2 separate regions of the Homo sapiens genome follow, and region 1 is linked to region 2. A link is an interaction called in ENCODE POLR2A ChIA-PET data of the cell type or tissue named here. Cell type or tissue: Panc1. All regions are shown on one strand. Each heading gives the region's core, and the rest is flanking DNA. Links, peaks and the distances in the headings are about the cores only. Region 1 overlaps PRKAR2B (protein kinase cAMP-dependent type II regulatory subunit beta). Region 2 overlaps LAMB1 (laminin subunit beta 1).

Region 1 (9,841 bases), core at 2,522-7,521, 780 kb before region 2:
GGGCGTTGTGGCTCTCTGCCTGGCGTTGTACTGCATATCGCTAGCCTGGGAGAAGATCGAAACTCAAAATTAGAAGTATAGTTTCTATCGCTTTCAAACAACTGTAAGGTTGAAAAATCATTAATCAAGCCACTGTAAGTCAGGGACCACCTGTACTGTCCATATATTGATGCTTCTTAAAATTGATATCACTGGGCAAGGCCCCTCCCTTGAAGGTCAGACTTACTTATCCAACTGCAAATGTAAGATTTCCTCTCAGATGTCTAATAGACATCTCAAACCTAGTATGTCCCAAATCTACTCCTTTTCTCTTTCCCCGCAGATGGCAACATATCCTTCCAGTGTCTCAGGCCAAAAACCTTCGAGTTAGCACTGACTCATATGAACCACCATCACCTCTTGCCTGGCTAATTGCAGAGTCATCTTTTAAAATCCCTGGTTGTGGCACTGCTCTATTTAAGCTCCTCCTCACATGGCCTCTAAGGCTCTGCACAGACTGTCCCATTCCCCCACCCATTTTCCCCAACCTCATTTCCTACTGCTCCACACTCATCATCTCTCTGTTGACACATCAGCTTCTTGCCACTCCTCAAACACACCTGTCCCACACCCACTTCGGGGTCTTTGTACTTGCCGTCTGTCTGGAATGTCTTCCTACACAGCTGCAGGGCTCCTTCATTTCTCAGCCCAGAGGTCTTCTCAATGAGACCAGCTCTTAGGTTTTTATCTTTGAAGGTAGAGACTTATGAGAGAGAGTAGGTTGTTGTTACCCTAAAAATTCAGCTTCATTTTCCATACTTCATCATTAAATTAAATGCTTTTCTATTTCACTGTCATATTTGAAGTATTTTGAGAGTAATTAAAGACAGGCATATATATGTACCCACAACATCTTATAAAATGGCAAGTGTCAAAACAGCAGTGCTTCTCCTTTTGAATGTCTCTGTTGGATTATCAGCTTACATCTGGTAAAAATTTTGTCCACATCACACAGTGCGTGGTAGACAGCTGATCTTTTCCAGCAGCATATTTCTTTAAATAAGAGTAGGTCAGGGATTGGAAATCTGGTGCCTTCAGAGCTAGGCAGGTAACACAGAGAAGAAAACCAAGCCAGGAAGGGACTTTGGCAGATTGGAGAACATGTATTTCATTAAAGAAACAGCTGCTATCCCACCATAGTTTTATTGTTGCCATGTGGAAATATGGGCTATGTGATGCTGATTTTTCAAGAGAAGCTGGAGATTGAATTTTTATGAAAAATTATTTTAAAATGCTGGCTGGTAATTAATACAACAAACACATATACAACCTACACACTGCTCGATTTATTTGGCCTATAGGCTACCAGTTTTTTACTCCCGAACTAGATAAGCTTACCCAGTTAATTTGTTTCTATTTAATATTGTTTTTCTTTCTTTGTAGTTTTCTGAACGCCTGAAAGTAGTAGATGTGATAGGCACCAAAGTATACAACGATGGAGAACAAATCATTGCTCAGGTATGATATTTTGAAATGTAATTCAGTTTAGGGTTATATTCCAAAAGGTTCCTGTAGTGGTAGATCTTGATAAACTTTTCATATTTCTAAAATTAGTATGCAGTGATGGGTTAAATAAATATTACTTCTACCAAATGACCTGTTAAAAATGGTTTCATTTATAGTCATTACTCTATTGAATATTTTTGTTTATGTAATTAACTCCTAATGAAGGTGTATTAAACCATCAAATGGTTTTCTGCATCATTGTAGTCATTTATAAGAGGAAAAAACAGGTGAATGTTCCATGACATTAATGAGGACCCAGAAAGTACACTGGAAAATTCTATAGAGTTTTGCATGATCAGTTCATGATGAAAATTCCTGAGGCTGCTCCTTGATAAAATTCACCAAGAAAGGAACACACTGCAACATATACTGTTTTGGCTTCCAAGACTACATGTGGGTCAACATGTTATTTAATCCCTAATACTTTTCTAAGATCCCAGCTGGAACCAATAATATTAGATACCTGGGTTGGAGTAGGGCTACCAAAAGTAGAATTTGTGAAGACTGTTGAAGTTCACAGGTAAAGCATGCAGATGATAGTACCTTGTTTCCTAGTTATATTTTTGAAGCACTAAGCAAATGATTAAAATGGATTTTTAATAGATTCTGTAATTTTTGTATCACAGCCTTATACTGTTTTGTGCTCTTTATCTGAAATGCAGTCTTTTCCTTTATATGGGAAACAAGATTCAAGGTCTTTGAGACTGAGAAAAAGAATTGTTTTAGAAGACAAATACATAAGTAAATCTTTCGATCAACACCCCTCTCCCATTGCTGAGTGTGTGTGTGTGTATGTGTGTGTTAGAGCAGTCAGGGATTGGGAAGAAATGGAGTCAAGCAAGGTTAAAGTTCTACTGTATAAACTAGTAAATAACAAAGCAAAGAGCATGTTTTAAATGATTTTTTAAGGTTTTATTTTGAAATAATTATAGATTCACAGGAAGTTGCAAAAATAGTTTTGAGAGGTCCCGTGTACTCTTCACCCAGTTTCTCCTAATGCGTTTTGCATCACTGTTAATAACAATATCAAAACTAGGAAAATGACATTGGCATAATTCACAGACCATATTCAGTTTTCACCAGTTTTACATACACTTAGAGCGTGCTTTAAAAATAGTTAAAAATTACTCAGCAGTTAATAGACCTATTATGATTCAGAACACTCGAAAACTTAATATGAAGCTTTTATGAAAACCTGATACAAGAATAAGGGAAAGGAGATATGCTATACTTAGGGTTTATTAAGGATATTCTTACATATTTGTTGTCTTTTAAGCATTTATAAATATACATATACACCCTATATTCTAAAAATCTAAATTCAACATTTATTTTTGTGATAGAATCAGATGCTAAACTTCTTGAATTTGTATTAAGGAGTTTTGAAATATTTTAAGTTTCTCCAGAATCACTTTGAGAGGCTTAGAGAAGTCAGTGTCTGTATTATTATCTTCCATATTGTATTGTTTAATTCAGACTGCATCATTGGAGATCAAGGCAGAGTTCATTAAGAAACAAAAGCAAGAAAGAACAGGTATATGGGTAGAGCAACACTTTTCTTTTAGAAGTCCTTCCAAAGCCTTGAAATGGAATGTCAGTAGGCTAGCATGTCAGAGTTTGGTCCTCAGTTGACTGTAGTGAAAATGTCAAGGCCCACATCTGCTGCTTCCGGCTCCATCTGGATGCTTTCTGCTCTTTGCAAGTTGATGGCTTATCTTGGGTCACCACACCAATGCTTGCGATGTTAGGATGACGCAGGGTGCATGTCTCGGCACTTCCTCAGGAGCACAGGATCCGCAGACATGTTTCTGCCAACTAAGGGGACGCTGCTGGCATACACAGCAGTGTTGCCATTTCCAACTATGTATGCTGTTATCTAGGCTGAAATTTGGGTGAAATTCTTACCCCAGTGTTGCCACATTTTCTTGGTTTTTTAGCAGAAATACAGTGGTAGAGAATATATTATTTCAAGGCCAGGCACAGTGGCTCACGCCTGTAATCCCAGCACTTTGGGAGGCTGAGGCAGGTAGATCACTTCAAGGTCAGGAGTTCGAGACCAGCCTGGCCAACATGGTGAAACCCCATCTCTAATAAAAATACAAAAAAATAAATAAATACGGGTTCTAGATCCCTGAGGAATTGCTACACTGTCCTCCAAAATGGTTGAACCAATCTACATTCCCACCAACAGTGCAAAAGCATTCCTATTTCTCCACAACCTCACCAGCATCTATCGTTGCTTGACTTTTTAATAATTGCCATTCTGACTGGCGTGAGATGGTTTCTCATTATGGTTTTGATTTGCATTTCTCTAATGATCAGTAATGATCTTTTTTTCATTTTTTTTTTGGCTGCATAAATATCTTCTTTTGATTCTTTTGAGAAGTGTCCGTTCATATCCTTTGCCCACTTTTTAATGGCAGAAATACCATTTGACCCAGAAAACCCATTACTGGGTATATACCCAAAGGAATATAAATCATTCTGCTATAAAGACACATGCACACATATGTTTATTGCAGCACTATTTACAATAACAAAGACATGGAACCAACCCAAATGCCCATCAGTGATAGACTGGATAAAGAAAACGTGGTACATATATACCATGGAGTACTATGCAGCCATAAAAAAGAATGAGATAATGTCCTTTGCAGGACATGGATGAAGCTGGAAGCCATCATTCTCAGCAGACTAACACAGGAGTAGAAAACTAAACACCGAATGTTCTCACTCATAAGTGGGAGTTGAACAATAAGAACACATGGACACAGGGAGGGGAACATCACACACCGGGGCCTGTCAGGGGGTGGGGAGTGAAGGTAGGGAGAGTATTAGGACAGATACCTAATGCATGCGGGGCTTAAAACCAGACAGGTTGATAGGTATAGCAAACCTCCATGGCACATGTATACCTGTGTAACAAACCTGCATGTTCTCCACATGTATCCCTGATTTAAAGTAAAATTTTAAAAAAAGGAAAAAAAAATTAGCTGGGTGTGGTAGCACATGCCTGTAATCCCAGCTACTTGGGAGGGTGAGGTGGGAGAGTCGCCTGAATCCAGGAGGTGGAGGCTGCAGTGAGCTGAGATTGCACCACTGCACTCCAGCCTGGGTGACAGAGCGAGACTCCATCTTGGGGGGGAAAAAGAAAGTATTATTTCAAATAATTTTACAAATGAAATCATTACTACATAATTGTCCATCAAAACCTCTTCATTTAGGGCCGGGCTCGGTGGCTCACGCCTGTAATCCCAGCACTTTGGGAGGCCGACGCAGGCAGATCTCGAGGTCAGGAGATCAAGACCATCCTGGCTAACACGTTGAAACCCCGTCTCTACTAAAAATACAAATAAATTAGCCGGGCGTGGTGGCAGACGCCTGTAGTCCCAGCCACCCAGGAGGCTGAGGCAGGAGAATGGTGTGAACCCGGGAGGTGGAGCTTGTAGTGAGCCGAGATCGCGCCACTGCATTCCAGTCTGGGCAACAGAGTGAGACTCCGTCTCAAAAAAAAAAAAAACCTCTTGATTTAGAAACCGAGACAGCTTGTTCCCTTAGGATTTCACTTTTCAGGTGAATATGTGTACTTTGGGGTTGGATCAATTTTAGGGATATGAAAGGTAACAAGATTGTTGTCAATTAATTTGCATTTTCACCGTCTGTTTTTGTTATTGATTCCAATAGGGAGATTCGGCTGATTCTTTTTTCATTGTAGAATCTGGAGAAGTGAAAATTACTATGAAAAGAAAGGTAAGCATTCTAAGTCCTCAGAACCCACATACTGTTAGCAAGGAACACAACAGATCTACTTTTTGATGTTTAGACTGAGGTTAATTTTATTTTTCATAAGCTGAGGAAAAGCTCATCTTTTTAATTGCCTTGTCAGGGTAAATCAGAAGTGGAAGAGAATGGTGCAGTAGAAATCGCTCGATGCTCGCGGGGACAGTACTTTGGAGAGCTTGCCCTGGTAACTAACAAACCTCGAGCAGCTTCTGCCCACGCCATTGGGACTGTCAAATGTTTAGGTAGGGATTGCAACAGTGGGCGTGCTTCTGCTGGTTGAACTTATGTCTGCATTTTATGTATTCATGTTGAGTGAATCATTTTATTGGGTTCACAGGTTTTGTGGTCCCCACAAAAGGTAACAAGATTAGGACTCATTGCCTTATAAAATCAATTTGTGGAAGCCATTTTTTCTTCGAAATTTTTACATCCAGATACATTTTGCTCTTCTTGTGTATATATGAAATAACATCCCATATTAGTCATTAAAATAAGAGTTCCAAGTACCACGTTTTATATGGAATCTCTCAAATAAGCAACATGTGCTATGTTCCTCAAAAGAGAAGGCTAAAGTACTATTTTTATAAAGTCCGTTATTAAGATCTGCGGGGAATGCTGAGATGTTGTGAGAATCCTTACTCATTACAGTATTGGGACACAAAGGTTCAGGTTTGTCAAAGCACAGTCAAATGTTCTTTGCTGTTCAGTTGTTATTACTATTTTACCAGAGTAGCTTGGCAGAAATGTCATCTTCAGGTGCAGGCATCTGTATATATCTGAGATTATATATCTGAGAAATCACTTACTTTGATAAGAAAATACAGTTTAGAAGGTGGCAATATGGAGGGTATTTTAAGAAAATTGATCTCACAGTTATTACCCTCTCTGTGCTTTTCATCCATAATTCAATAGCATAAACTTAATGTTTTTAAGATTTGCAAGGATCCTTAGAATTAACTTCTTAGAGAAGTCATTCTTTAAAAGGGTTTAAATAAGTATAATATTAATCAAGTGTTAAATTTGGATGGAAGAGAAGACGATTAGAAACTGGCAGGTAATTTCCCTAAGTAGGGCTATTAGAAAGAGTAAAGGTGAGTGAGTGAAAGTCTATTAGAAATAGTAAAGGTGAGTGAGTGAAAGTCTATTACAGTAAAGGTGAGTGAGTGAAAGTCTATTAGAAAGAGTAAAGGTGAGTGAGTGAAAGTCTGTTAATTTTTTTTCAATAATAGATTATTATACTCACATCAAAGAAAACCTGAGAAATACAGAAAATGTAGAAAAAACATAACACCGCCACTCAGTGATTTCTGCTATTATAATTCCTTCTTGTCCTTTTTATTTGTGTGGGCTTCCAGTTGTTAAACAGTTTTCCAAACAACTTTTAAAGTTCATTATCGCTTAGGAATGTTCTTATTTTATTACACCAAATTTTAAAATTCTTTTAGGTAAATATATACACGATAAATTAATCATTCCTTAGTGGTAAATACTTCGAAGGTTTTGGCTCCAACTTTTTTGTGGGGAGCAATTTTTTGTGCATAGAAGACTTTTCTGTATTATAGGAGTTTTCCTTAGAAATGGTTTTCAGGAGTGGGTTTTTAAAAAATTAACTTTTGACACATATTGCCAGATTACTTGTATTTGTACACTACTAGCAGTGCCATAATGCCCATTCACCCTATTCTTGTAAACATTGCCTTTTTTATCTTTTTATCTTTAGTGTAAAAGGCAAAGAAGATCTATTTTAATTTGTACTTTTATGTATAGAGTATGATCATATTTTCTATTTATATATTATAAATCCAGTTTTAAAATCCAGGAGACAGGCAAGCAAAGTGATTTCTAGCATGTACTTATAGAAGTAAACAAAAGCATTATGTCAGCTGCCATTTTTGGATTGCATAGACATAGTATGGCAGCAAAACTTACAAAAGGTTAACACTTGGCCTTCACAACATGGCATTTTAAACCCTGAGAAGGGAACACAGGATAGAAAACACTCTTGTGCCACCCTTGAGGAGTTCACATTGCTAAGGTGGAGACAGCACATTTATTTTTTAAAATTCTAAGGTCTTTCCATGATAGTCCCTCATTCTTTTCTCAGCTTGGACCAGGAACCTCCCACCAACTTAGCATTGCTCATCATATTGCCGAGGGACTGCAGAGTGTGGTCCAAGAGCGTGGCCCTGGCTGCTTCCTTTTTCAAGTGGAACATTTTTATCATTATGCTTTTTCTTGTATTTTATAGTATTTACCTAAAATATCATTGCACTATTGATATATATGGAGTCGGTATTGTAAATGACTTAGAAATTCTGCAGATTTGCAAAGAATGTTATTTAAAAAAAAATCTTCTCTTTTCTCAGCAATGGATGTGCAAGCATTTGAAAGGCTTCTGGGACCTTGCATGGAAATTATGAAAAGGAACATCGCTACCTATGAAGAACAGTTAGTTGCCCTGTTTGGAACGAACATGGATATTGTTGAACCCACTGCATGAAGCAAAAGTATGGAGCAAGACCTGTAGTGACAAAATTACACAGTAGTGGTTAGTCCACTGAGAATGTGTTTGTGTAGATGCCAAGCATTTTCTGTGATTTCAGGTTTTTTCCTTTTTTTACATTTACAACGTATCAATAAACAGTAGTGATTTAATAGTCAATAGGCTTTAACATCACTTTCTAAAGAGTAGTTCATAAAAAAATCAACATACTGATAAAATGACTTTGTACTCCACAAAATTATGACTGAAAGGTTTATTAAAATGATTGTAATATATAGAAAGTATCTGTGTTTAAGAAGATAATTAAAGGATGTTATCATAGGCTATATGTGTTTTACTTATTCAGACTGATAATCATATTAGTGACTATCCCCATGTAAGAGGGCACTTGGCAATTAAACATGCTACACAGCATGGCATCACTTTTTTTTATAACTCATTAAACACAGTAAAATTTTAATCATTTTTGTTTTAAAGTTTTCTAGCTTGATAAGTTATGTGCTGGCCTTGGCCTATTGGTGAAATGGTATAAAATATCATATGCAGTTTTAAAACTTTTTATATTTTTGCAATAAAGTACATTTTGACTTTGTTGGCATAATGTCAGTAACATACATATTCCAGTGGTTTTATGGACAGGCAATTTAGTCATTATGATAATAAGGAAAACAGTGTTTTAGATGAGAGATCATTAATGCATTTTTCCCTCATCAAGCATATATCTGCTTTTTTTTATTTTGCAATTCTCTGTATTCTATGTCTTTAAAAATTTGATCTTGACATTTAATGTCACAAAGTTTTGTTTTTTTAAAAAGTGATTTAAACTTAAGATCCGACATTTTTTGTATTCTTTAAGATTTTACACCTAAAAAATCTCTCCTATCCCAAAAATAATGTGGGATCCTTATCAGCATGCCCACAGTTTATTTCTTTGTTCTTCACTAGGCCTGCATAATACAGTCCTATGTAGACATCTGTTCCCTTGGGTTTCCGTTCTTTCTTAGGATGGTTGCCAACCCACAATCTCATTGATCAGCAGCCAATATGGGTTTGTTTGGTTTTTTTAATTCTTAAAAACATCCTCTAGAGGAATAGAAACAAATTTTTATGAGCATAACCCTATATAAAGACAAAATGAATTTCTGACCTTACCATATATACCATTAGGCCTTGCCATTGCTTTAATGTAGACTCATAGTTGAAATTAGTGCAGAAAGAACTCAGATGTACTAGATTTTCATTGTTCATTGATATGCTCAGTATGCTGCCACATAAGATGAATTTAATTATATTCAACCAAAGCAATATACTCTTACATGATTTCTAGGCCCCATGACCCAGTGTCTAGAGACATTAATTCTAACCAGTTGTTTGCTTTTAAATGAGTGATTTCATTTTGGGAAACAGGTTTCAAATGAATATATATACATGGGTAAAATTACTCTGTGCTAGTGTAGTCTTACTAGAGAATGTTTATGGTCCCACTTGTATATGAAAATGTGGTTAGAATGTTAATTGGATAATGTATATATAAGAAGTTAAAGTATGTAAAGTATAACTTCAGCCACATTTTTAGAACACTGTTTAACATTTTTGCAAAACCTTCTTGTAGGAAAAGAGAGCTCTCTACATGAAGATGACTTGTTTTATATTTCAGATTTTATTTTAAAAGCCATGTCTGTTAAACAAGAAAAAACACAAAAGAACTCCAGATTCCTGGTTCATCATTCTGTATTCTTACTCACTTTTTCAAGTTATCTATTTTGTTGCATAAACTAATTGTTAACTATTCATGGAACAGCAAACGCCTGTTTAATAAAGAACTTTGACCAAGGCTATAAATGCCACGTACATTATTTTCAGTATTGTTGGTTATATTTAAATTTTCCTTACAATAAAGCACACTTTTATAATAAAATACATGAATTATTGTTTTTCATACTTTTTTGCTTGTTTCTTTAAAGTTTTCTGACGTGCATAATGCATAATTCATTGAAAAGCATGATAGCA
Region 2 (5,000 bases), core at 1-5,000:
GGCCCCTGGGGGTGTTCCACAGGTCTGCAACAAGCCAAGGATCAGGCACAATACTTCGGATAGTGAATCTGCTGCAGCAAAACAGCTGTGCAGGGCCTGGGTGGCCCCAGAGAATGTGTAGGTGGTCCTCAGCAAGGGTGCTTGAAAACAGTGTTTGGGAGACAGAATGGAGAGAGGAGCAGAGAGTTTAGGAGTAAACTAACCTGCTTATTTCCAAGGAAACAATGGAAGTTTACAACTCATCAATATCTTCTGCCCAAATGAGTTAAAATACTATATGAGCTCTGCCCAGGATGCAAACATCTGCTATATCAAGTTGAATTCTGCCAGTGCAAGGGCCAAGGAATGCCTTCCTTTTTTTCTAACCAGTTAGAGTTTAAAAAAAAAACCTATTGTGAACCATCTTTGGGACCAGCACCAGCACCATGTTAACTCCTCCAGTAAATATGGTGACATAAAAGATCTATTACCTAGCGTTTTAGTAACTTCCCATCTAGTTAGGACTGGATCATTCCACATAAAATAGCCAAGAATAGGTCAGATGCAGTCACTATGAAAGAAAGTAGACAAAGGAGAGACTGCAGAGGAATGCTACAGTTGTAGCTGAAGAAGCTGTTGGCTGGTGGGATTTGAGCAGGGGAAGTGGGAAAACATTCCACAGGTTAAAGAAAACAGTACAAACAAAGGAACAAAGGTAGATGAAGTGTTCCCAAATTACCACCCCCGACTGCCATCACACATGCATAGAGTCCTCCTTTCTTACCTACCAAAACCTCTCAAAGATCACCACTTGGTCATGGCATACAAATGCAAATTGATAAATTATAATACAAGTGTGCTATATGATAGAAAAGGCTGAGCAGGGAGAAAATTGCATTTAGAGCTGTTTGTGGAAATTCTCATACTGAAAAGAAGACAAAGATTTACTGCAGTGAAAAGGAGTTAACAGAATATTCCCAAACAAGTATTGTTATTAAAAAGTACAAAAAAGTAGTTTTTAAATAAATACAATCAACTATTTAGCCTAATAATTTTAAGATAATTATAATTCCATTATATCTCAAATTACAACTAAATAAGTCATTTATCTGGCTTACAAAAACAAAAAGCTTCAGAAAATAAAGTGTATTCTGCATGCTGTAAAACATGAGTCTTAAGAACATAAGTGTAAAACCTCGGTTGCTTTCTAAAAACAATCTGACAGCACACATAGAAGATCTGTTTTGTTTCAACAGATGGGGCAGACATGGAAAAAAAAAAACACAGTATGGCTCTAGCTAAACATCCACAAAGATACAGAACTAGAAGTACCTGAAAAACAAAAGGACAAAACTCTCTCTACACAAGGAAATGGCAGTAAAGAACTTACAGAAAGAATTCTCACAGGATCATTAACAAAGACAAAAACACAGTAAGAGAACTGAAGCAGCTGCTAATCCCTAGGTAGTTTACCAGGTGGAAAAGCAAGCACAGGGAAGGGCACACATTTGAAAGGCCAGAGGAACCCCGAACCCCACCCACCGCCCATGCATCTCCCTGCCGCCCACGGAGATGCCTCCGGTTCAAGACAAAAATCCTTTAGCATGCTTAGCTGTTTCTTGTAGGTCACACAGAACTTGTTTGTGATAACTGATTTTTTTTTTTTAACTACAATATGTAAGGAAGGAATCAATGCTGAAGGGAAAGATGGAGAGAATTGGCATTTCATGCTTCATAACTTTGTCTCCTGTTAGCTGCAATTTACACATTGCTCTAAGCCTTCATTTTTCTTTTTTCTTCATCTTTTATTTTTCCATTTAATAAATGACAGATTATTTGCTCCCTATTTGCTATAAAGTTTCAGAAGATAATGAGTATGAAACCTAGCAGGCATCAATAAACACTGTCTTATATTGTGACCAATTTTGTCTATTTCAGAGAAAGTGATGAGAGGAGGGAGGAAGCATCACTAAGACAAAGCTGTAATGAAGTTTGAACTCTTCTGCGCCTATGTACCTTCCATCTTTAACTTTCTCTGTGTCTCTGGGCTAAGAGAACACAAACCTTAGTCTATAAAAAATACCCTCCAAATTATTTCACATAGGTATCCTTCCTTGAAAACACAGGAAGGAAGAGGAAGAAACAGGCTCAGTTAGGCTTTTTTGGGGCCTTCTGCCTGATTTTCATTAAACTCACAACCCAATTTCATTTGGCTCCAGAGTTCCTTTTTAAAAGCTTCTGGGAAATGAATCTACTTTCTAGGCTGGTTTCAGGGTTAATCTTCACCAGGTAAAGTTACTGGAACAAAGGAACATAATAGCTAATACCCGTGAAAAAATTCTTTTGCTCCCTTTAATTTTTAATGGAAGCCCCTTCTAGAATGACTCTGAATTCCTACACTGAGATGGGTTTTATAATTCAAATCAGAACAAACTAAAAAAGGAATGTCCAAGCTGGGTGTGGTGGCACATGCCTGTCATCTCAGCTACTCAGGAGGGTGAGGTGGGAAGATCGCTTCAGCCTAGGAGTTTGAGGTCAGCCTGGGCAACGTAGTGAGACTCCATCTCTTTAAAAAAAAAAAAAAAAAAGCGGGGGTGGGGGTGGGCTGGGGTGTTAGCCTGTAATCCCAGCACTTTGGGAGGAGGCTGAGGTGAGAGGAGGATTGCTGGAGACCCGGAGTTCAAGACTAGCCTGAGCAATGTAGTGAGACCCTGTCTCTACTTAGGAAAAAAAATATTAAAGAAATGTCCACAGTGTAAAAAGGATCAAGTTTCAGTGCGGTGTCACTGAGTAGCTAAAACAGTATGGGAGAATAGTCATGATTCATTCTTTAGTTGAGGACCACAGAGAAACAGAAGAGGGGAAGGCTGGAAACCCATATGCTGCTGCTTTTAATCTGTCTTGGTTACAGATACCCCATTCCAGGATCCAGAGACCTCAGCCTAGGAGTTTCAGTCCTGCTGATTCATTTGCAAATTATTGTAATAATGACAAAAGATGGTTTGTTTTTCTTTGTTTTTTTTTTTTTTTTTTTTTTTTTTGCTTGGCACCATAGCAGTAAGGCCACATCCCCAAACCTTACCATTTCGGCAGCGGCTGAAAGGTCTAGGCTTTGTAGCTTGCCTGCCAGTTCATCAAGGAGGCGAGCCTGCTCCTCTTGTTTTTCCTTGAACTGGGATTCTCGCTCCATCATCACGTCTTCTACTCTGTCTCTCATGAGGGCTGACTGCTCCACAGTGCTGTTGGGTTCTGTGGTGGAGGCATTCACCCTCTCCTCTGCCTCAAGAGACATCTGGAAATACTTGGTAATGCTATCCAAGGCACCTAGGGTAGGAAATGAAATTGCCCACAGTTAACCTCATCATACTAGGCTTCCTCCCCAAGCAGTGTCTATATTTGGTGTCTTCGGGTCCTAAATTTACTGTAAAGTTTTAAAATTCAAGAAAAAATATTTATGAAGTACAGTTTTCATGAGCAATGAATATGTTTTGTCCCATTAGCACCTACTCCAGCTCGAGTATGGCAAACATCTGGGTGAAAAATGAAAAATTAAGAAAATCATGCAATCTTGTTTCTATACACAAGCAAACATCCAGTTCTTTATAAATAGCTGGTTTCAGGCAGCCTGAAGATTATATGACTAGATGACTTTTCTCAATCCTTTATTCGGATCCACTCAAATGACTAATATAGTAGCCCTCCATATTTGTAGGTTCCACATATGTGGATTCAACCAACTGTGGATGGAAAGCATTTGGAAAAAATGGTTGTATCTGTACTGAATGTGTACAGACTTTTTTCTTGCCATTATTTCCTAAACAATAAAGTATAACAACTATTTACATAGCATTTACATTGTATTAGGTATTGTAAGTAATCTACAGATTACTTTTAAATATACTGAAGGGAAAAAAAGAAAAAAGTAAAGCTGGGTGTGGTGGTTCACCTCTATAATCTCAGCTATTCAGAAGTCTGAGACGGGAGGATCACTTGAGTCCAGGAGTTCAAGACCAGCCTGAGCAGCATAGCAAGAGCCCATCTCTTAAAGAAAGAAAGAAAGAGAGAGAGAGAAAAAGAAAGAAGTATATAGGAGGATATGCATAGGTTATATGCAAGTGCCATTTTATATAACGGACTTGACCACCTGTGGATTTTGGTTTCTGCAGTGGGTCCTGGAACCAATCCCCCATGGATACCAAGGGATGACGGTATTATATATAACAGCATGACATGTTTTTAGCTTTAGTCCAAAAGCAATCATGCATAAAACAGTATGGATAGTTGGACAGTATGATGTAACATATTTCTACATTCACTTTTTGCTGAGGATCCTTTACAGTCTATGATATAAATAATGATTTGCAAAAGTTTTTTTCTGACCAAGCAGCATTCTTGAATGTGAAAGGATTTGCAGAAGTATTAATACCTTAACTATTCAAAAGAACCCCCTTCCAAGAAAAGGCCAGGGGATTAAACTACTAACTGGAGGGAAAAAAAAAAAATCAGGAAATGGATACCATTCTGATACAACTACTGCCATTCACTCTGTGGGACCTTTGCTATGTCTCTTAGGTTCTCTGTGCCCAAGTCCCACATTTGTAAAATGGGGACTTTGATCCTCATTTGTGCCAGAAACTGGATGAGCAAAAGTTTTAAAATTTATTAGAAAACTTTTTTTTTTCCCCAAAAGTGCTATATTAAAACGTTAGACATATCGTTAAATCCATTGTCTGGGACTATTTGCACCAAAAAATGCTCACCCCGAATATCTGAGTTTTTGATAAATTCCAGTTGTTCAGCAAGTTCTTTCACAGTGTTGTCTAGGCTTTCGGCTTCTGTCTGTAGAGAATCCAGTTCTTTGGCTGTGCTGTTGCTTTGGGAAGTTGTGTCAGATAATTTCACTTCTACTTGAGCCATCATTTCTGTAACATCTTTAATCAGTTTCCTGTAAAGAGAAAGTTAAGCTTACTTACATAAAATAAACCCAAGGGAGAACTTTCACGTTTCATATTTTCTACTAG

The links. Peaks named below come from ENCODE experiments on the same cell type or tissue, not always from the same donor. Only the 100,000 strongest peaks of a DNase experiment are listed, where the experiment ranks them.
Region 1: POLR2A ChIA-PET joins it to region 2 with 5 read pairs; 2 of 35 experiments call an interaction of 5 or more read pairs at or near these places.

The regions. Positions count from the first base shown.
Region 1 is chr7:107,151,755-107,161,595 of GRCh38, forward strand. It overlaps PRKAR2B (protein kinase cAMP-dependent type II regulatory subunit beta), which reads left to right. Exons shown (of 11, transcript NM_002736.3): 8 at 1,423-1,497; 9 at 5,230-5,295; 10 at 5,432-5,570; 11 at 7,695-9,841. The coding sequence ends at 7,828. Among named protein-coding and RNA genes, the nearest start is that of HBP1, 12 kb to the right of the region's middle. RefSeq lists an enhancer at 123-1,322. In Panc1, for the core only: no CTCF peak of the experiment used is centred there; no DNase peak of the experiment used is centred there; H3K27me3 peaks cover 924 bases.
Region 2 is chr7:107,932,354-107,937,353 of GRCh38, forward strand. It overlaps LAMB1 (laminin subunit beta 1), which reads right to left. Exons shown (of 34, transcript NM_002291.3): 26 at 4,740-4,924; 27 at 3,062-3,303; 28 at 1-24. Among named protein-coding and RNA genes, the nearest start is that of DLD, 44 kb to the left of the region's middle. RefSeq lists enhancers at 1-86, 87-732, 733-1,378. In Panc1, for the core only: no CTCF peak of the experiment used is centred there; no DNase peak of the experiment used is centred there; H3K27ac peaks cover 3,007 bases.